Linked DNA regions of Homo sapiens: all the other regions are linked to region 4. A link is a contact called in ENCODE Hi-C or POLR2A ChIA-PET data. All regions are on one chromosome and are shown on one strand. The core of a region is the stretch at or near the end of the contact, and the rest is flanking DNA. Distances in the headings are between cores, read along the strand shown.

Region 1 (2,700 bases), core at 11-2,510, 1.9 Mb after region 4:
GTCACCCGAAAAGAAAACTGAATTGAGCGGAACTTTAATCTCATAAAAAAAATTTTCATCTCACCAGAAAGGATTAACAATATTTAAGGATTTTCCAAAAACACATTTTTAAAAAGTTTATCTTAAAGTCATCTATCATTATAGTTTCTATTAATAAGCCTCAGTAGAAATATGTATATGTTATGTAATTTAAGTATTTTGAGATTACTATGCAAAGTGCTGACTAGAATGTTCCTCCTACTGAGAACTATATAGCCCCATTATGAACGAACTTCTGTTTTTTTTTTTTTTTTTTGAGGCGGAGTTTCGCTCTTGTTGCCCAGGCTGGAGTGCAGTGGCACGATCTCGGCTCACTGCAACCTCCGCATCCCGGGTCCAAGCGATTCTCCTGCCTCGGCCTCCCGAGTAGCTGGGATTACAGGCGCCGCCTACTAATTTTTTTCTATTTTTAGTAGAGACGGGGTTTCACCATGTTGGCCAGGCTGGTCGAACTTTTTAGTAGTTTCTAGGTGCAATTTTTGTGCGTGTATTTGGGTTTTCACTAAAAATTTCAATTTCTTCTCCGAATTCAATTATTACGTTCTTTATTCCCATGACATTTGTCAGATCGTCTCATTAGAGTGGCTTAGTTTAACTGTCAAGTCTCTAGGGCATTCAATCGCAGAGAAGTGAGTAAAACGCCAGTCTCACAGCGTTTTTATTAACAGATGGCGGAAAACAAACGTCTTTGGAGTAAAACCGAAGAGAATGGGTTAAAGGGTCAATAAACAATTATTATCGTGCTTAAATTGGGGGGCTTCGCATCAGATCCAATGGGGGGCCGCTCGCCCGATCTGGAGGGGCTGGACACCCCCAACCGACCCCAGAGCGTCCCCCAGGGGCCACCTCAGAGGATGGGGTGGTTATCCCCCGGCTGGAAGGCTCCTACAGGCTGTCGAGGGGTCAAACCAGAGTGTCGCGGGTGTGCTTCTGAGGTTAGGGTGGAGGACTAATTGAGGAGGCTGGGAAGTCTAACTCGTGCAGCGGCCCTCGGTGCAGACAGCCGCGTAATTCGGGCATCAGCCTCTTTGGCAAGAAATAGTGAGGTCCCCTCTCCTCCCCACTCTTCTCAGCTGCTGCCTCCCTCCTACGGGTGAATTTTCTCTCCCGAGAAGGGCTGATTTCCTAGGCTTGCTTTCCTTCCCTCGGCAGCGCTCTGACGTGCACACCATGTGACAGGCCCCCTTCTGCTATAAGCCGAGGAAGGTCCGCCCTCTCCTGGACTCAGCCCTGGCCTCGCCGAGCTCTGTTCTTAGACTCTCACCCGTCCCGCACGTTCCTGGGCGCCTGGCGTTCTGATTCGCCCGCCCGGGCCCCGCCACCCCCTCCTCAGCTGACGGGGCAAAAGCTGCTCCGAGAGGAGAAGGTCAAGTCCTCCGCCCGGGCCGGGCGCGAGCGGAGCCCAGGGAGCGCAGCATCCGCGCGGCTACCGCGGCGGCGCAGGAGTTATAAAGTCGGCGCGCGAGACTCCGCCGCCACCCGGCAGCCCCGGCGCAGCTCCGGCAGCCGCAGTCGCAGCGCCCCCAGCGTGGCGCCCCCCGGCCGGGCCTGCCGCCCGGGACCCGGGCTGGGGCGCAGAGGGAGCCCGGAGCCCGGCGCCCCCATGCGCCGCCCCGCCGCCGCCGCGCCACAGCTATGACCCTGAGCACTGAGATGTCCGATGCCTCTGGCCTCGCCGAGGAAACAGACATCGACGTGGTGGGGGAGGGCGAGGACGAAGAAGACGAGGAAGAGGAGGACGACGACGAGGGCGGCGGTGGCGGGCCCCGGCTGGCTGTCCCCGCGCAGCGGCGGCGGCGGCGGCGCTCGTACGCCGGGGAGGACGAGCTGGAGGATCTGGAGGAGGAGGAGGACGACGATGACATCCTGCTGGCCCCGCCTGCTGGGGGCTCCCCGGCGCCCCCGGGCCCGGCCCCGGCGGCGGGGGCAGGAGCCGGTGGGGGCGGCGGCGGCGGCGGCGCGGGCGGCGGCGGGAGCGCGGGTAGCGGCGCCAAGAACCCGCTGGTGAAGCCGCCCTACTCGTATATCGCGCTCATCACTATGGCCATCCTGCAGAGCCCCAAGAAGCGGCTGACGCTGAGCGAGATCTGTGAGTTCATCAGCGGCCGCTTCCCCTACTACCGGGAGAAGTTCCCCGCCTGGCAGAACAGCATCCGCCACAACCTCTCGCTCAACGACTGCTTCGTCAAGATCCCCCGCGAGCCCGGCAACCCGGGCAAGGGCAACTACTGGACGCTGGACCCGGAGTCCGCCGACATGTTCGACAACGGCAGCTTCCTGCGCCGGAGGAAGCGCTTCAAGCGGCAGCCGCTGCTCCCACCCAACGCCGCGGCCGCCGAGTCTCTGCTGCTGCGCGGCGCGGGAGCCGCAGGGGGCGCGGGCGACCCGGCAGCCGCCGCCGCGCTCTTCCCGCCCGCGCCCCCGCCGCCCCCGCATGCCTACGGCTACGGCCCCTACGGCTGCGGCTACGGCCTGCAGCTGCCGCCTTACGCGCCGCCCTCGGCCCTCTTCGCCGCCGCAGCGGCCGCCGCCGCCGCCGCCGCCTTCCACCCGCACTCGCCCCCGCCGCCCCCGCCACCGCACGGCGCGGCCGCCGAGCTGGCCCGGACCGCCTTCGGCTACCGGCCGCACCCGCTCGGCGCCGCCCTACCCGGCCCCCTG
Region 2 (2,739 bases), core at 114-2,613, 1.2 Mb before region 4:
GTATATGTGTGAGGGGTAGGGGCTGGGGGTAAACTGACAATTGGTAGCAAGAGTAGGGGGAGATAAGTTGACAATTGGGAGCAAGGGGCAGGAGGCAAAAATAAAAGCTCCCCGAAGTATGATATTTTAGAGTTGGGCTTGTTTTTAAAAAGAGGTAATCACATTTTTGTCTATATTAGGATATATGTGCAGTAGGTTTAAAACACTGATACCAGGCCGGGCATGGTGGCTCATGCCTGTAATCCCAACGCTTTGGGAGGCGCAGGCAGGCGGATCACTTGAGGTCAGGAGTTGAAGACCACCCTGGCCAACATGGTGAAACCCCATCTCTACTAAAGACAAAAATTAGCCAGGCATCGTAATGGGCACCTGCAGTCCCAGCTACTCAGGAGGCTGAGGCAGGAGAATCGCTTGAATCTGAGAGGCGGAGGTTGCAGTGAGCCAAGATCGCACCACTCCACTCCAGCCTGGGCGACAGAGTGAGACTCTGTCTCAAAAAAAATTAAAAATAAATAAATAAATAAAACACTGATAGCAAAAACTTAGGTTAGCTACAACCTATTTAAAATATAGCCATGGCTAATTCTTATGACATTATGAACTGCTCAAAGGCAAAGGCCATTTCTTCTTTCTCTTTATAATCCCTTTGTGCCTGGCAACCTGTTTACACAAAGCAAGTACTTAACATATGGTTATGAAAGATTCTGACTGCTAAAAAGAAAGTTTTCCAAGCATCACAGTTACATCATAAAATATTTTAAGATATTGCCAAAGATTTACAAAATGTTACTTTTTTTAACATTAGGCATCAATGGAGATACCTCTTTTTCTCTGCCTTGAAAGTCAAAAGATGATGCTATTATTATCAATGACAACTAGTGTTTATTGAGCATGATCTTTTGCCAAAATCTGGACTTGATACTTTATGGGGATTATCATGGAATCTTCTCATGATGACCCCATAAGGAAGAGATGCTATCAGAATCACCATTTGCTGATGATTTTCCGGTGTTTTTCTCAGATTCTGTTGATTTTCTGACATGATATCTGAGGTTTTCCAAAGCTCAGAAAAGGCTAAGGCTACCCAGCTCAATAAGCTGACAGGGGCCAGCCTCTGCTCCTCTAATTCCAACTTTTAATTTCTCACAACTCACCAAACTGAATCCTCTAGCCTAGTGTAAAACAAAAGTGATAACAAAACACTGCAGGGCTGCTTCCAGAGTAGCGGTAGAGTTCCACGGCTTGGAGACATAGATGTTGTCACTGTTTCAGTATGAGGTCAGAAGATAGTATATTCACTGTCAGGGTTGAGTAGATTCCTGGGGCTTCATTTGTTCTCTCAGAACTTCCTCTTTGTCACCTACCTTGCAACAGGCAGGGTAAATGGTCCAGGTTTCCCCTTGTAGTGCTGTAGCAGGGCAGAGGCAAGATATAGGAAACTTAGAGCCTATTCAAATGCAGTCACCTCCTCAGGAAGGCCCACAGGCCTAGAGCTCTCAAAGGTCCTTCCAATAAGATACAACTTGGAAACTCCTATCAATCATCAGCCAGTCTAGGAGCAACAAACAAGACTATTCTTCTAGGACAGGTGACAGACTCTGCTGACAGAATAACCAGTCAGACTGGGTACTTAACATTGCTCTAAAGGTATTAAAATCCCTCACAATGAAGCAGGAGCCATGATATGAAACTTCTAAACTTGTGCCCAGTCATCATGCGGGCTGACTAGCCTTTGGATTGATTTTTTAAGTATAAGGAGAAAACTTCAAGCCCAGATAGGGATATAGGAGTTAAGAAGAAATCACGCAGGCAGATAGCAAGGGTATGGGAGTCCTTGGTAAGGTTCTTCTTTTTAATGAAAAGCAGCCCCAAATCATTTTCTATCAAAGAGCAGCCAGCAAGCTGGGAGCTTGCACAGGTGAATGCCAGCGGGAACTAAGGAGTAGACATGTTCAAGATGGCGGCTCCATCTTCCCTTCTCTGCCAGCCACCTGTACTGTAAAGGAGCAGACAAGATGGCCCTAACTGGACAGCCCATTTGCATAAGAAGATTAGGGTGGGGAAACCAGCCTTCCCCGCACTATGTAAATGTCATACCTGATTGAACCAATCTATGAGCTCTAGGTAAATCAGACACTGCCTCTTGAAACCCTACTATAACACTCGAGGCATTCACCACCAGCAGGTCCTTTCTGCTGGGAGACCCCCTCCTTTACAGAGGAAGCTGTTTCTCTCTCTTCTCTTCTACCTATTAACCTTCTGCTCCTAAACTCCTTGTGTATGTGTCCTAAATTTTCCTGGCAGGCGACAACAAACCCCAGGGTATATACCCCAGACAATGTAGCTCCTTCAATACCAGAGTCTGCATTCGTAGCCCCACAGCATCTGTAAGGTGCCAAGTGACTGGGTTGTAACCACAGAAGGTGTGGGGAAATGAGTGTGAGAGGTGCACCACCCCTAAGTGTGGCTCAGGAAAACCTCCCATGGATAAACCTCCTCTCTCTCCTCCCCATCTGCTGGCTGGAGAAGGTAGAAGAACTTCCATCAGACAGGGTCCCTGAATAATTGTGTGGTAAAGAACCCCATGTTTTCAAGGTCATTCTTGTTGGTTAAAAAAAAGAAAAGCAGCAGCAGCTGTTGTGTCTCCTCACCCCCAGCCTACACTACTGAACCTTACAGGAGCAGGAATTAAACTGCTATTGCCAGCCTCGGTTTCAGGGGCTTGCTGATCTGTTACAT
Region 3 (2,711 bases), core at 136-2,635, 1.4 Mb before region 4:
GTTGTTTTTAAGATGGGTAGAGAAGTCTTTCATGGTCATTACCTCCTAGGATATCACATTCTGCTTTGCCAGTTTCTCATAAACATGATCAGTTCACAGCCAATCCCAGGAGGATGGAGCAAATGTAGTGGCCCCAGTCTCACTGCTGTGAGGCTCAGCAGGAAGGTTTCTGGCCAATCTGTGTCTGACATGGCCCTGGCATGTGTCTGCTGCCTGGAGTCCTCCATCGGGGGCGGACACATGCAGCTCTCAGGAATAGCCTACTCTGAAAGCCAGCCTACATTCACTAGAGGACTTATGCTCAGTTTTGGCTTATGTGTACAGTGTGTAAAATGTAAAAAATACTACCCATATCAAAACAGAGGCTTTTCATCTGTTTCCATAATTTTAGGAATTCAAACTTGGATATGTTTAAAATTGAAAACACTAGAACTTCTACGCACAGATAGTACTAAGTCTTACCTCTTAATAACTTAAACCTTGCCGTCAAACAATTTCAAAATACACTTATTTGCAAAAGTGGTACAAGCCCAAACTATGGAGTCTCTCACTGTTGATGAACACCATGAAATGTTCAGGGCTAAACTCTACCAACCTAGACTTTGCATATTAAATCAGGGAATCAGAGATTATTTTCATAATTGCTGGGGTGCGGGGAAAGAGTGTTTTAAAGTGCCTATTCTATACTGCACTGCAAATAATATATGTGTGTGCATACATCTACATATACACACATGTAAGTATGTATATGTCACCTAGCTATATCCAGAAGTGACATTCATTTATTACTGTAGCATTGGCAATATTCCCTTGGAATAACACCGTCATCTCGTCCTGTTATCTTTCTGGTAATTGACAAAAATACATGCTTGACAGCTCCCATAAAAAGCAGGTATGCAAGTCGTACATCTGTTGTTTTAGGAGGTGAATCAATAAAGTTTGGGTGGGGACTAATAGAATCCTCAGGTTATTCACTTTTATAAACTTTTCTTTTTAACCTCCCAGCAGTCCCTTTTCCTAAGTTAACAGCTTTTTGTATATGCTGTTATTCAGGTTACTAGAGCAGGTATCCATTTTACTTGCCATCAACTGCCCACTGCTGTTATAACTGCTGGGATCGGAACTTTCTTTGCAGCATAAGATACTGTAGACGTACCTCTGGCACTCAGAGGAAGCGTAATAGTAAATTAGGGGGTCGATGCAGCAGCTTATGCTGCTGACACAGACACAGAGGAGGTAGGCAAAGTAGGCAGCCTCTGTGGTGGAAGTGTGAGAAAGGAATGAGTAATGCGCAATCAGGAGGACGTTTGTGGGTCCGAAGCAAATGATGAAGATGCAGAAAACAGCAGCTGACAGGAACAAAGCCCGGGACTTCTTGCTGCGGTTGGCAACTGCGGAAGAGCTAAGACATCGAATGATAGACACATAACAGACCGTGGAAATGATCAGCGGCACAAAAAAGAAGACAGCAGAGAAGGCTGAGAAGTAGTAGGCATAGTAGCCTTCGAGCAGGGTTTCATTGAGCACATCATGACAGGTAGTGATGTTGAGCCCGGGCACCTGGATGGTTTGCTCCTTGAGGAGCAGAGGCACTACCCCTGCGATGGCCAAAGCCCAGATGGCCAGACAAGTGAAGGAAGCCCTTCCCAGAGTACGCCAGGAGAGGGACTGCATGGGATACACCACAGCCAGAAACCGGTCAATGCTTATGACTGTCATGAGCAAGATAGAGGCGTACATGTTACAGTAAAATGCTGCAGTGACGAAGCGACACAATTCAGACCCAAACTGCCAATCACTGCCGGAAAAGTAATAGCTGATCTTAAAGGGGAGCACAGACACAAACAGCACATCTGCCGTGGCCAGGTGCAGCATGTACACCACCGCCGGCTTCTTGACCTTCATTTTCAGGATGAACACAACGATGGCCATGATGTTTAGTGGGAGGCTGACTACAAACACTCCGGTGTACACAGATGGGACAAAGAGTGTCAGCCAGGAGCTGGTCAAATATCCGGAGGCATCTTCTGAGATGAATGCAGGAAGTTGTTTTTGAAGAGGACTGCTTTTATTGATGGAGACTAATCTGTATTCAGTTAACCCACTTTCATTTTTCTCCTCATCCTCCCAAAATGGTTCATATTTATCATTGGGGTTCCTGAGAAGAAATGACCGGGGATCTAAGGTGGCATTTGTTGCTTTTGATTCTGAAAAATAAAATTAAAAAAATTTTAAATGTAAAAAGTGAACGCATCAACAAGGCAAAAGCGACAAGCAGAGAGCATATTTTACTTTTGTTTATGTTTTCTTACTAGGAGAGTGGGTGGTAAAGAGCAGATAATGCACAAATAGACTTTATTAGAGAATAAGCCAACTCAAAATACTGTGAAACATTTGTCTTGATATAAGCAATACTTCCTAAACTCTGCCCCTCAAAGGGACAAAGGTGAATGATAGGTTTTCAGAGATCTACCCTGAAGACATTAGGAAAGGCTGAGTACTTGACATAAAGGGATCAATCATTGATTTCCACGCTAGCCACTGTCTATATAAACAAATCACTCCCAGCTTCCATGACTTCTCTTTCCTCCGCATACCTTCATGTGCACACTTTCTCCATTTAGTCTGCAGTCATCCCATGAAACCTGTCCCTTTTCAATGGAAAAATCCACATAGAAAGTTGAGGGGATTTAGGCTGGGCACAGTGGGTC
Region 4 (2,700 bases), core at 60-2,559:
ATGTGCAATTTTGTTTAACCTTCATGTTACTAATTCCCATTTGTTTTGGCCACCAAGTTTATCATAAGTTCTGGAAGAACACTACAACAAAGCAGGCCTGCAAAATCCAGCCTATCCCCAAAGTACTGTCCAGGTCTTTGCTAGATTATCTCTAAATTGCAAAATGCCTTTCACTGCATGGAGAGGAAAATAAATTCATAAGTAAACAAAAAGTACATTCTCTACCTTGTGGGACGCCGAAATCATGCACATTTAGTATAGCCCAGAAACAAATGCTTCCTACGACTCTGCAGGACCATGTCTAAGAAGGAATATCCTCAAATCCTGAAATATTTCAAACGACTACTTAAGAATGGAGTACATCGACCTCCTCCTACTGCAGAAATTAACTGTTCTATATTTGTATCTCCAAGGTACATTTTTCCTAAAAGAATATCAGCACCAAGGAGACTACACCCCTTACCAAAAAAAAAAAAAAAAAAAGAGGGAGAAGAATCTTTTGAGTCATTGTGCGAATCCCCACGTTGGGCTCCGCATCCTCTCAAGCCGTTCTCCTGTAAATAACCAGACACATCTACACCAATCCACGGTTCTTTCATGGTTCTAAGTTAGTCAGCAGTATTTACAGAGATCTTTCCCGTCACCTAAAAGAAAGGTGCTAACGAACAGCAGTTCCTGGGCGTGAATGCCCGGATCCCGGGATGCAGGCGCTTCTCCCGTCTGCCCTGCGAGCTGCCGGCCCGACAGCCCCATAGACCCCTAGCATTTCTCGAATCCAGGGGCCTCCGAGGTCACCCTGCCTGACACCCTTTCCGCCCCGATTTTCGTGACCGTGCAGCCAGCACTGCCTACTCTGACTGAACAGGGACGATGAACGCAGCTACGCCCCGCGGGTCCACCGATGATGACCGCAGTCACGAAGAGGCCAGACCGCCGCCCGCCTCTCAAGCCCACCCCGGGACCCCGGGTTACTCCGGCACTGATGCCGGCCGCCGCTCGGCCTGCCGGGCCTCAAGGACATTCCTTGCAGTCCCCGCGGGTCCGAGCTGCCACACCGACAAAGCGCAACCGCAGCCCCCTCCAGGTCCGCAGGAGCTGCCGGTAGCCACTTCCCAGGGCCGAGGGAAGCTCCAGAATTGCCACCAACACAGCCCAAACCCCGCTCCCACCCATCTCCGCCCCGCTCCCCGCCGCCCCTGCCCCTCTTCTCGGTCACCGCCCGCCTCACCTCCAGATCTCACTAGAGGCCACCGAACCCCGGCGCCGACGCTCAGCCTGGCTCCAGTTAACGCAGTCGCGGAGCGGAAGGAGCCCTCACCTTACGCACGCTCGGAGCTGGACGAGCCTTCGACCAATAAGAGAGGATCGTTCGATTGTCTAGCCAATCGCCTGGGGGCTGCTCGGCCTGACGGCGCTACGTCACGAACGGTCGCCTTAACAACCGCCCACAGCTCTCTGCAGGGCCAAGAACAGGCACCGCACCATCTCTCACCACGGCTCGGCCAACCAATAGCCGTTCGAGTCCCAGCACTAGGGCCTGCCTATTGGTCCTAGAGCTGTGGGGGCGCACGCATGGCAGCTGCCTAGGCGGAGGCGATAGGGGACCAGGCGGGTGGAGTGTCCCACAGCCTCAGTGCCTGACCCGTGCTCGTCCTGGCTGTGATAGTACAGTAGGAGGCAGTGATAGGAAGCAGAATCGGAGCGTGAGGGAAAACGCAGGGTCAGGTCGATGACTGAAAGCTCAGTTACTAGCGCGGGAGAGATGGAGGGAAGCGGAGGCGGCCATGAGAAAAAGAGGAATATAAAAAAAGGGAAGGTGGCGGCGACGGGCACCTCAAACCTGTAACTGGCCGGTAGCCGAAACCAGCGCTTTCCCGAGATTTACCCATTAGTGTAAATGGCTCCGGTCACCTGCGTCTCTCTCTCTTGTGTGCGACATCCATTGCATACTGGATTCTCTCTGAAATGTGCCTCTCCTGCGTCTTCTGTGCGTTCCTTCTGCTCTCCGCCTGGTGCAGGGCTTTATTATGTCTTACTTAAAACAGTGCAATAGCCTCTCCTAACTGGTCTTCCCAGTCTTACACGCATGCACTTCCCAATCTGTCCTGCAGAACTCCCACATGCAGTATGTGGCATACTACTTCCTATTATGCCATAGACCCAAATCAGCGTTTCTCATTGTCTACTGGATTAAAGAAAGAACCTGTCACCACTAATATGGCCCCACCACACATTTCTGACGTATCTCTACTTTCCTGTGCGAACCTTACAGTTCAGCCAGGAGTAACTGGCCCTTCTTCAGTCACACTCAGTACCTTTTTACCTCCCTGCTTATGTTCTCTTTGTTTACCTTGGATATGCCTACCCATTTTAACTGCTGAGATCCTAAATATCCCTTAAGGACTTTTTCATATGCCACCTCCTTTCCTAATTCCCTCAAACACATCATCACTCCCGACCTTGAAAACCCATAAAATTTCCGTAGTATTTTTTTATTTGTCTTACTATCGTATGTGGAAATTTATTAAGGACAGGAATTGTATTTCACTCAATTTTTAAAGCCCATATTTTGAAACACATTACGAAGAAAACACTAAACACTCCTTAGTTTTAATAAATGATTATAGATTCTTATAATCCTTATATAATAGGTATTATTCCCATTTTACAAAAAAGTAAAAATTAAAGTTTGTCAAGCAA
Region 5 (2,702 bases), core at 90-2,589, 1.7 Mb before region 4:
GTAGAGACGCCCGGCTAAATTTTGTATTTCACCATGCTGGCCAGACTGCTCTCGAACTCCTGACCTGGTGATCTGCCCGCCTCGGCCTCCCAAAGTGCTGGGATTACAGGCGTGAGCTACCGCGTCCAGCCAAGGTTGTTTTTAATGTGACAGTTTAAGTATTAACATTTGCCCCTACCATCTTGGAAACGAAATAAGCTGCTTAACGTCTCCAACAAAAGCAGTTATATATCGTCCCTACTTACACAAGAAAGCCGAAGATGATAAACGCCCAGAAGAGCAACCTTAAACAGGTATAGCATTCAAAAGTTTGTAAAATTGTTTGTTTTACTTCACCTTTACTACTGTGAGCTATCATTCTCATTTAATGGGGAACTGAGACTCGGTATATAAGTTCACACACCCAGTGAATAGCAGAGATGGGATTCTGACTCAAGTCCAGCATTTTAATAAACTCAAATGTGATCTACAGTAAATGCGCCTACTGCCAATGGGATGTTAGGTCAAGTGAGAATGAAGACAATGTAGCCACAGTACTTAAGTTCAATTCACGCCAGCCGCGAGACATTGATTTAAATCAAGTAACCTGAACTCAGGTTTGCTCCTAAGGTACTTGGAATTGTAACTGCGCTGAGCTTCTACTTATTTACTTTAAGTACTCTACAGTAGTTCTGAGCCCCTGCCAGGGACCCCTTCCGAGGCTATCACGGGCTTCGAAGGCCTCGCCTGGGCTGGATGGGGCGCGGGGCTGAGGAGGACCGCGCACCTGCGTGCGGAGCTCCTGGTTGTTGCTTTCTGCGTTCTGGTACAGCCGTTCTGTGTGATGCAGCAGCTTCTCGATCTCCCGCACCTGCCGCTTGCAGCTCCGCAGTTCACGTTCCAACTTCTCCACCTTCCGCCTTAGCTGGGCCAGCTCAGGCTCGGGGGAGGTGGGCGGCGGCGGCGACCGCGGCGGGGACGGCGCCTCCGAGGCCATGAGCTCCGGCGCGAGACTGCTCGTCGCCGCGGAGGGGCTGCGTTCAGGCCGAAACGGACGCCGGCGGACCCAGAGACCACTGGAGCGCGCGGGCAGCGAAAGGCAGCCTCACACCCGGCTGGCCGCGGTGGCCCCTGGCCATGACGCCCTGAAACTCACTTGTAGCCGAACGGGGCTGCGAGCAACGAGCAAGGGGACCGAGGATGGCCCCTGCCCGATGTGCGCGGCCTGCAAACCGGAAAACTTTCCTGGAAACTACCTTCTCCAGCTACAGAGACAGAGGGAGGAGCGTCGGATAAGCAGTCGGAAAACCAGAGGCCAGAAGAGCTCCAGCAGCTCCCCAGTTGAGCCGGAAACAACGGCGCCAGCGGCAGGCGGGACCAAGACGGAACAGGAAGCGACGGAAAGCGGGAAGACCTGACAGTGTACGTGCCGACGTCTCGGCCTGCGGAGGGGCGTTACCTGAGGGCGTGGAGAGCTGTGGCAATGTGGCTACCGAAGCCCTAAGAGCGACAGGGAGGCTTGCAGCCTCTGGTCTCAGACATTTGCACGTGCGGATGTTCTTTGAACAAACTTTTAGTATAGCATGCATTTCCTATCTCCTTGTTTTACAAATAAGAACAGAGTATCCCAGAAATGATTTGTGGGGACTATGATGCTCTACTTATGTCAACTGAAGAATGAGGAGGTTAATAAATTTAGAAAAGGGCTTTATTTCTCATGAAGGGTTACAGCCTGCAGGGTGGCCTTTCTGACAGGCTTGGAAGCATAGCCTCTGGTCAGAAGCTGAGAACAGACACTTGGAAGGAAGGACAAAGGGAACAGAAATTTATGCTGAGCAGGGTGGCCAAATATATTCAATGAGCTGTAGGAGGATTCATGAATATTTATGAAAGGAGAAATATGCACATGCACAATTAAGCTTCCTGCCTCTCTATGGGACCCATATTCAAAAAATGGTGGTGTTAGCATGATCCCAGTGTGAAGTTTTCAGCCCTCTGATGTCAAATGGCAAAGCAGAGGACATGAAAACCCTCGCTGTGAGTCCCTGGTAGATTGGCCAGAACTTCTCTGTGGTTGGTGGTCTCTTATCAGGAAGGAATGCTGGTTGGTGTGAAATCAGCCCAACTGTCCTATAGAACTGATGTTTATGGTTTCTTTTGAATAAACCTGGAAATTTACCCTCCCAGTCTTAAAACTTCAGAAAGTTACATCTTTCTTATCTGAGTTCCTTTCTTGGGAAACCAACCATGAGGCCTCCCAGATAGTATCAAGGAATTGAAACTTACCAGATCACTGCATCTGGACAATGAGGCACCATACCCCTCACCCATCATGATTGCCTAACCAGCCACCTGCTGCCTGTTGAACAAGTCCTCATCCTTACCGCTCACTAATTCCTGTTTTCTCACATGTAGTCACATTTCTCCCTTGCCATATAAACCTCTAATTTTAGTTGGTTGAGGAGATGGATTTGAGACTGATTTCCTATTCTCCTTGGCTGCAGCACCCAAATAGAACCTTCTTCCCTGGCAATACTCCTTGTCTCAATGACTGGCTTTCTATGTAGTGAACAATGGGTCTATTCAGTCAGTTCAGGGGCTCAGAATTTTACTTTTATTTCTCATTTAGTCATTCTTCTGGTTCCTGAGTTTAGACCCCCCGGGAAAATAGAGCAAGTACATTAGGTCTGAGTCGCAAAAAGGAGCATCCCTGGTGGGAAAAT
Region 6 (2,745 bases), core at 74-2,573, 1.1 Mb before region 4:
CACCATCCAAAACCACACACACACACAAACAAAACACCCTGCTGAAGGTATCACCACCTTAACCCAAACCTGGTACCTCTGCCACCAAGGCCAGCCTGGGCAAAGATTAACCTGTGGTCTTCGGCCTTGGGTTCACTGACAGGGCCACCTTGGAGAGACAGCAGGCCAACTTTCTGTTTGTTTTAAAGGAAATGCTTCCTGGCACATGTTTAGGACTCTGAACTCTGCACATGAAGCCACGTGGTTGGTGTTAATCTGGCTCCATCCACTCACGATCGGCCAAAGCAACCTATTTCCGAGGGCAGCCCCTGGCTGGGTAATCGACACCATCTCGTTCAAGTCACGCGGGCTCCCGCCGGATTCCCCGGAGCCTAGTGCCGCGTCCTCTCCACACAGCAATCCTCCCGCGCGAGGGGAGCGGGGGGGAAAGGGGTTGGGGGGTTTCAGAGGGGAGGGACTTACACCTGTGAGGCCAATGGCTCTAGCGGGTCAGGTGAAGTTCGAGGGCGCGGGACAGGAGGAGACTCCCGCCCTTCCAGTCAAGCCGGCTTTGCACTAGCAGAGTGCGCCGGCGCCCTACTTGCGGTGCCCACCTGTAGCCACAGCAAACAAACTTTCCTCCCCTTCTGGGTTGGAAGAATCCGGTGCCTTACGCCACCCCCTGGCCCAAGCCGGCGGCGACCCGGAGCTCCGCGGACTCCTCACCTGATACCCCTAAAATCCCAACCTGGTCTGTCCCAGAGCGCAATCCCCGCACTGCCCGCGCACCCCGTTTGGGTATGCGGAGTGGAGGGTCTGGGTTGCCAGCTGGATATTAGGAATTGGGGGGCGGGAGGAGCGGGGGGACGCGATTCACTGCCCTTTGCAACTCCAGCTCCCAACTTTGCCAGCCGCGCAGTTGCTGCCTTCCAATTTCCTCTGCGCCGCGCAACCGGCTCCCTCGGCTTCTCCAACGCCGTCCTCGGGGAGGGAGCTCCCCAAGGCCAGCAGGAACCCCGCGCGCCCGGCGCACTTACAGCCATAGCGGGGTCTCTGCAGCGACGGCAGCTCTTCGTGTGGCATCCTGCGCGTCTCCGGGGGCCCGCCCGGGGCGCGCCCCCCGCGGCTACCCTCGCTGGCCAGGCTCGCGGGCTCTGCGCCCCGCCGGCGCGCTCGGATCCCGCCTCTCGCCGATTTCCCCTAGCCGCCCGAAGATCTGCGACCCACTCCCTCGGTGCTCTCTCGCCAGAGCCAGCCACGGCCGCCGCGCGCTGACACTGAAGTAAAAGTGAACTCTCCTCCCTCGCTCCCTGGCCGGTCGCCGCCGCCTCCCGCAGCAGGTTTCCTTTCTCCTCCAGCCAGGCCCCGTTATTCACCGCGGTGGGAGCGCGCGCCGAGACGCAGCGACCCCTACCGCGTGTCGGGCGCAGCGCCCAGGCCGCGTGGACCCGCCCCTTCTCCCCCGGGGGAGAGGGAAGGGGCCGAGAGGGACGCTGGGCCGGGACCCCCTGCAGCTGGGGCCCCCGCACAGCTGGTGGCCTGGGGGTGGCGGCCACCCCGCCTTATTTCTCGCTTCTGGAGAGTTTCGAGGGTGGAAGTGAACCAACGCGGAGAAGTGCAAGAAAAACCGCAGAAGTCACAGGGAGCCCTTCGTGTCCGGGGTGTTGCTCAGTTACTGAGGGACAAACAGCGCGGTTCCTTTTCCTCTGGGGAGATTTCACGTTGACTTTTGTTCTTCTTCTTCGTCTTTTTGGTTTTGTTTTTTTTTGTTTTTTTTTTTTTTTTGCTTCGAAAGTTGCTTCTGTCACTTTTTGTCTACAAAATAACAGGGTTCCCCTTATGACAAGAAACTGAGTGTGTGTGTGCTGGAGGAACAAGATAACCCAAGGCAACCACTCAAAACACAACTGCGAGTCATCCCCCTCCCTCCGATCACCTTGTGCCCGCCCCCGCCCCAGTGTGCAGAGCCTTCTCTCAAGCCCAGCTGGGGTCGCAAGCCACAGAAACCTTTTCCGGCTAAGCTTTTAAGGAAATTAAACTGCATGTGGCTGTTTTGAAATCGGGGTTTTCATGCGGTCGCCAGGAGCTATTTTTCTCTTTGTGTCTCAGCGTGATAAAATCTGGAGGGAATGCGGGACGCTTCCGTACCTGTGCCCTCACCTATTTGACAATTGTGGAATGTGTGGGTGACCCGATAACAGGAAAAACAAACTGAGGGAGGGCGATAAGAAATTATTTAGAGCCGGGCGCGGCGGCTCACGCCTGTAATCCCAGCACTTTGTGAAGCCGAGGCACAAGGATCCCTTGAGCCCAAGAGTTCCAGACCAGCCTGGGCAACATAGCGAGACCCCGTCTCTCCAAAAAATGAAAAAATAATATTAGCCGTATTAGCCGGGCGTGGTGGTTGCGCCTGCAGTCCCAAGCTACTCAGGAAGCTGAGGTGGGAGGATTGCTTGAGCCCGAGAGGACAAGGCTGCTGTGGGTTGTGATTGCACCAGTGCACTCCAGCCTGGGTGAGAGTGCAAGACCCTCGGAGGCGGTGGGGGGATGGAAATTATTTCGCTGAGGAAATGGTGGCATAGTGACACTAATCATTTTTTATTATGCAAGGATACAGAGGATGAGCAGCTGTTTTCCATTTCATATAGGAGACGCAGTCCTTCTCAAACTTGTTGAAACTCACATTCTTGGGCCCCACCCTCAGAATTTCCGACTCAATGGGTCTGGGCTGGTGCTCATGAATTTGCATTTCTAATTTCTAGCATA
Region 7 (2,769 bases), core at 70-2,569, 1.2 Mb before region 4:
ATTACATTTTTAATTTCTCCATTGTACAATGTAATATTAATATAAATCTTACAATAAACAAACATCCTGGCTTAAGTAAAAGTTACCACAAGGTGGTGCTGAGAAGTTAGCTTTCTGAACATGGAAGAATCTTTGCTTTTAAATTTAAGTCTGATATTTTCTTAAGCTAATATTGATCAGGTAAAGATCTCATTTGCATATATCAAAAAATCTCATTTACTAAAAAATTAAAAAAAATATTGTATAGTTTCTGTTTGGCCTCAATTTTCAACTTTTTTTCTTTTTTTTTAAATCATTGATGTTGAGGTTTAAACTGTTAGCTTTGGAAAGATCACTTTTCATGGTATGGGCGTTTTACACCTAATCTCTGTGTGGGAGGTGCTTCCCAGCTGATTACTCAAACGGGCAAATGTTTATCAGGAAACTGTGTTTACCCAGTATTCCCATGCTGAAAAGAAACAGCAATAGCAAACTTCCTTCCCAAGCATTTAAATTCAAATGAGGCTGCTTATTACCTGAAGTATATAGGAAATCAAGTCTTAATCTAAAAAACAAAAAAGCCCATCGAATAGAAAAAGTGCCAATCTCATGTAGCTCTTCAACAGTTAATTTATTAAGCACCGTTTGGTACCTAACAGCCAAGTCAAAGGGCTGAGAGCATTCCAAAGGAAGTCATGGAATTAATGTCACCTTTGCTTCTCATGTCTAAGAGAGCACTTTTTGTGAGGTAGCAAGCCTCCTACCACACCAAAAGCTACAGCACACCTGTGCAGCTGAGTGAGGCCAGCAACGGAGGGGTTGCCCAGAGGTAGCTACCGACTCATTGACCCATGTGCTCCTACTTGTACAAATAATATCACTTAAAGTCCAGGAAGCAATAAAGAAAGTTTTAAAAAATACCATTTAGTGTATATCATGAAAGTAGTATATAGTAGTAGTAGTAGTAGTAGTTGTTATCTACTGAACCAAATTTTTCCATCTTAGTCACATACATTACTGCCAATATCACATGGCATTAGTTTTTTCTACCACTTTCAAGATAAAACTAGTGGTATTAGTTTTTTCTATACTTTCAGGATATACACTAAAAGGTACTATCGTAATGAAATGCAAACTTAAAAGGCAGGAGCTAAATTTATTTCAGCTTTCTTGGATCACATTATGTGTAGCTCATTTTGTACTATAACATGTGGAATGAATGTTTGTATATCAAAGCCTCATGGTAGAGCAGAAAGACCACAGGACTAGAATCCAGAAGCGCTGAATCCTGGTCCCAAAACTGGTAAAACCTCAGTGTGTGACTAAGAGCAAGTCACGTAACCCAAGCTTTCAGTTCCCTTATCTGTGAAATGAATGACTTAGACTACAATAACTTCCCAAGGCCCTTCCCCTTCTCAAGTTCCATGATTCTTCATTTAAAACATGTTAAATATAATAGCTGAGAGGCCTGTGCTGAAGTTCAAGTCTGATACCAGTGTTCTTTTAATTTTCTTAGAAGTAGGGAAATAATTGACTTCTTTTGAAGCCATTGGCTGGCTGAATTCATAATAGCACAGGTTCAGTTCTCACATATCCTGGTTTTTACTAACTGTGTGACCTTCGGCAGCCTCTCTGTGCCTCAACTGCCTTGGTGATAAAATGGGAGTAATAATAGTGACCACTGCACAGATATGTTATGAAGATAAAATGAGATTATACCAGTACAGTATTTTGTGCAGTGCCAGGCACATAGTTAAAAGCTCCATTTGTGTTAACCTTTGTTCTTACTATTCTTTGTTAAATAAATGTGTCCTTTGTATACAAACACTTATTGATAACCTATCAAAGTGGTTTTCTTACTTTTTCCAATGCCAAGAATCTCTATTTCACCACAGACTCCATGTTTGAAATAGTTTTATTTACTGAACCAAATTTTTCCATCTTAGTCACATATATCACTGCCAATATCATATCAAAATCCAGGGTTCTATACCTAATTTTCAGCCCCAAACCAAAGGAATCCTGAGGTAGCCTTATCATAGAGAAATTAGTTCAATTAAACCTCCTGAAGAGTTAAATATACAAACTCCAGAGACTTTAACTTGGAATCAATAGCACGTAAGCTGTATGAAGTAACAAGATGTGGTTCATAGTCTCTTAAGAGCTCAGAATTTAGGAAGACAGAAAGGCATAACCACCATACTAATTTAGGACAGAAAGAGGAGGAAAGGGAAAGGAATGGTTCAGAGCACAGAGAGAATTCTGAGCAAGGAAGGACTTGAAAGAAATAAGCAGGTGCAACTGCCTCCCTCACCTTACTTCCAAATACTGCCATCTCCAGATATCCCTTCTGAGAACCTAGGATTAGAGCCTGTCCTTTGAGCTAAGAAACTGTCTTTGGAAATCTTATTTATAAATGCAAATATGTTCACTGTTAGAGATATAATCAATCTGATATAAGGGTTCAATCAGTTTCTTAGGGAAGGAAAAGGTTCTAAGGGAACAGAGTGTTAAGACAAGGAAAGTTATGCATTAATGCCTGAGGAGCAGGTTCAAAGGCCACCTGGTAAGCAAGACAGCCACCTGGCTGTGTGGGAGCTGGCTAGACAAACTCTACTCCACAAAGCTCCCAGAGTACCTGGACGGCTGGTGAACCAGAAGTGGGTCTGCCAGAGCCATGGCATCACCATTGCACCTGAAAACATGGCTGCTGCGACACAGCTACAGTATCAGCAGCGGGAAGAGTAATCCTATCACAGAGGAGAGGCAGACATAGCTTCCGTTTGTGGC

Evidence for each region. Hi-C counts contacts between places; a loop is a spot of excess contacts on that map. ChIA-PET counts read pairs that join two places held with the same protein, here RNA polymerase II (POLR2A). Pooled maps may share reads with other maps.
Region 1: a pooled map shows a loop between it and region 4 (8-fold over the local background). The contact joins the promoter of FOXD1 here to the promoter of HMGCR in region 4. A Hi-C loop is called at or near these places in 4 of 50 pooled maps. POLR2A ChIA-PET finds 5 or more read pairs at or near these places in 2 of 52 experiments (Caco-2 and activated B cell).
Region 2: a pooled map shows a loop between it and region 4 (2.7-fold over the local background). The contact joins the enhancer-like site here to the promoter of HMGCR in region 4. A Hi-C loop is called at or near these places in 1 of 168 maps with a recorded cell type or tissue (naive thymus-derived CD4-positive, alpha-beta T cell), 2 of 37 single-sample maps with no recorded cell type and 12 of 50 pooled maps.
Region 3: a loop to region 4 is called in a map of natural killer cell, with 5 times the contacts of the local background. The contact joins the enhancer-like site here to the promoter of HMGCR in region 4. A Hi-C loop is called at or near these places in 1 of 168 maps with a recorded cell type or tissue (natural killer cell) and 5 of 50 pooled maps. POLR2A ChIA-PET finds 5 or more read pairs at or near these places in 1 of 52 experiments (activated CD4-positive, alpha-beta T cell).
Region 5: a map of CD4-positive, alpha-beta T cell shows a loop between it and region 4 (26-fold over the local background). The contact joins the promoter of AGGF1 here to the promoter of HMGCR in region 4. A Hi-C loop is called at or near these places in 4 of 168 maps with a recorded cell type or tissue (CD4-positive, alpha-beta T cell, CD8-positive, alpha-beta T cell and transverse colon), 1 of 37 single-sample maps with no recorded cell type and 12 of 50 pooled maps. POLR2A ChIA-PET finds 5 or more read pairs at or near these places in 2 of 52 experiments (CD4-positive, alpha-beta memory T cell and HepG2).
Region 6: a map of B cell shows a loop between it and region 4 (16-fold over the local background). The contact joins the promoter of IQGAP2 here to the promoter of HMGCR in region 4. A Hi-C loop is called at or near these places in 2 of 168 maps with a recorded cell type or tissue (B cell and naive thymus-derived CD4-positive, alpha-beta T cell), 4 of 37 single-sample maps with no recorded cell type and 14 of 50 pooled maps. POLR2A ChIA-PET finds 5 or more read pairs at or near these places in 2 of 52 experiments (WTC11 and activated CD4-positive, alpha-beta T cell).
Region 7: a pooled map shows a loop between it and region 4 (4-fold over the local background). The contact joins the enhancer-like site here to the promoter of HMGCR in region 4. A Hi-C loop is called at or near these places in 2 of 50 pooled maps. POLR2A ChIA-PET finds 5 or more read pairs at or near these places in 2 of 52 experiments (Caco-2 and OCI-LY7).

Annotation. Positions count from the first base shown.
Region 1 is chr5:73,447,337-73,450,036 of GRCh38, reverse strand. It overlaps FOXD1 (forkhead box D1), which reads left to right and starts at 1,260. Exons shown (of 1, transcript NM_004472.3): 1 at 1,260-2,700. The coding sequence starts at 1,675.
Region 2 is chr5:76,555,580-76,558,318 of GRCh38, reverse strand. All of the region lies in intron 2 of IQGAP2 (IQ motif containing GTPase activating protein 2), which reads right to left. Among named protein-coding and RNA genes, the nearest start is that of F2RL2, 66 kb to the left of the region's middle. RefSeq lists an enhancer at 1,398-1,517 and a silencer at 1,046-1,540. Within about 2 kb of position 1,363, at least 4 of the 41 ENCODE cell types and tissues checked have a DNase peak (open chromatin) inside an H3K27ac peak, as active enhancers do.
Region 3 is chr5:76,731,810-76,734,520 of GRCh38, reverse strand. F2R (coagulation factor II thrombin receptor) reads right to left here. Exons shown (of 2, transcript NM_001992.5): 2 at 1-2,207. The coding sequence ends at 1,018. Among named protein-coding and RNA genes, the nearest start is that of F2R, 17 kb to the right of the region's middle. RefSeq lists a silencer at 1,165-1,214. Within about 2 kb of position 1,385, at least 4 of the 41 ENCODE cell types and tissues checked have a DNase peak (open chromatin) inside an H3K27ac peak, as active enhancers do; they include natural killer cell, where a contact is called at or near this core.
Region 4 is chr5:75,335,829-75,338,528 of GRCh38, reverse strand. HMGCR (3-hydroxy-3-methylglutaryl-CoA reductase) reads right to left here and starts at 1,309. Exons shown (of 20, transcript NM_000859.3): 1 at 1,229-1,309. RefSeq lists enhancers at 279-837, 838-1,398 and a silencer at 1,078-1,197.
Region 5 is chr5:77,029,041-77,031,742 of GRCh38, reverse strand. It overlaps AGGF1 (angiogenic factor with G-patch and FHA domains 1), which reads right to left and starts at 1,339. Exons shown (of 14, transcript NM_018046.5): 1 at 767-1,339. The coding sequence starts at 976. RefSeq lists enhancers at 522-1,101, 1,113-1,462, 1,102-1,681.
Region 6 is chr5:76,401,863-76,404,607 of GRCh38, reverse strand. IQGAP2 (IQ motif containing GTPase activating protein 2) reads right to left here and starts at 1,323. Exons shown (of 36, transcript NM_006633.5): 1 at 1,017-1,323. The coding sequence starts at 1,062. RefSeq lists silencers at 1,012-1,121, 1,292-1,641 and an enhancer at 858-1,358.
Region 7 is chr5:76,580,966-76,583,734 of GRCh38, reverse strand. All of the region lies in intron 5 of IQGAP2 (IQ motif containing GTPase activating protein 2), which reads right to left. Among named protein-coding and RNA genes, the nearest start is that of F2RL2, 41 kb to the left of the region's middle. RefSeq lists an enhancer at 1,419-1,508. Within about 2 kb of position 1,319, at least 4 of the 41 ENCODE cell types and tissues checked have a DNase peak (open chromatin) inside an H3K27ac peak, as active enhancers do; they include OCI-LY7, where a contact is called at or near this core.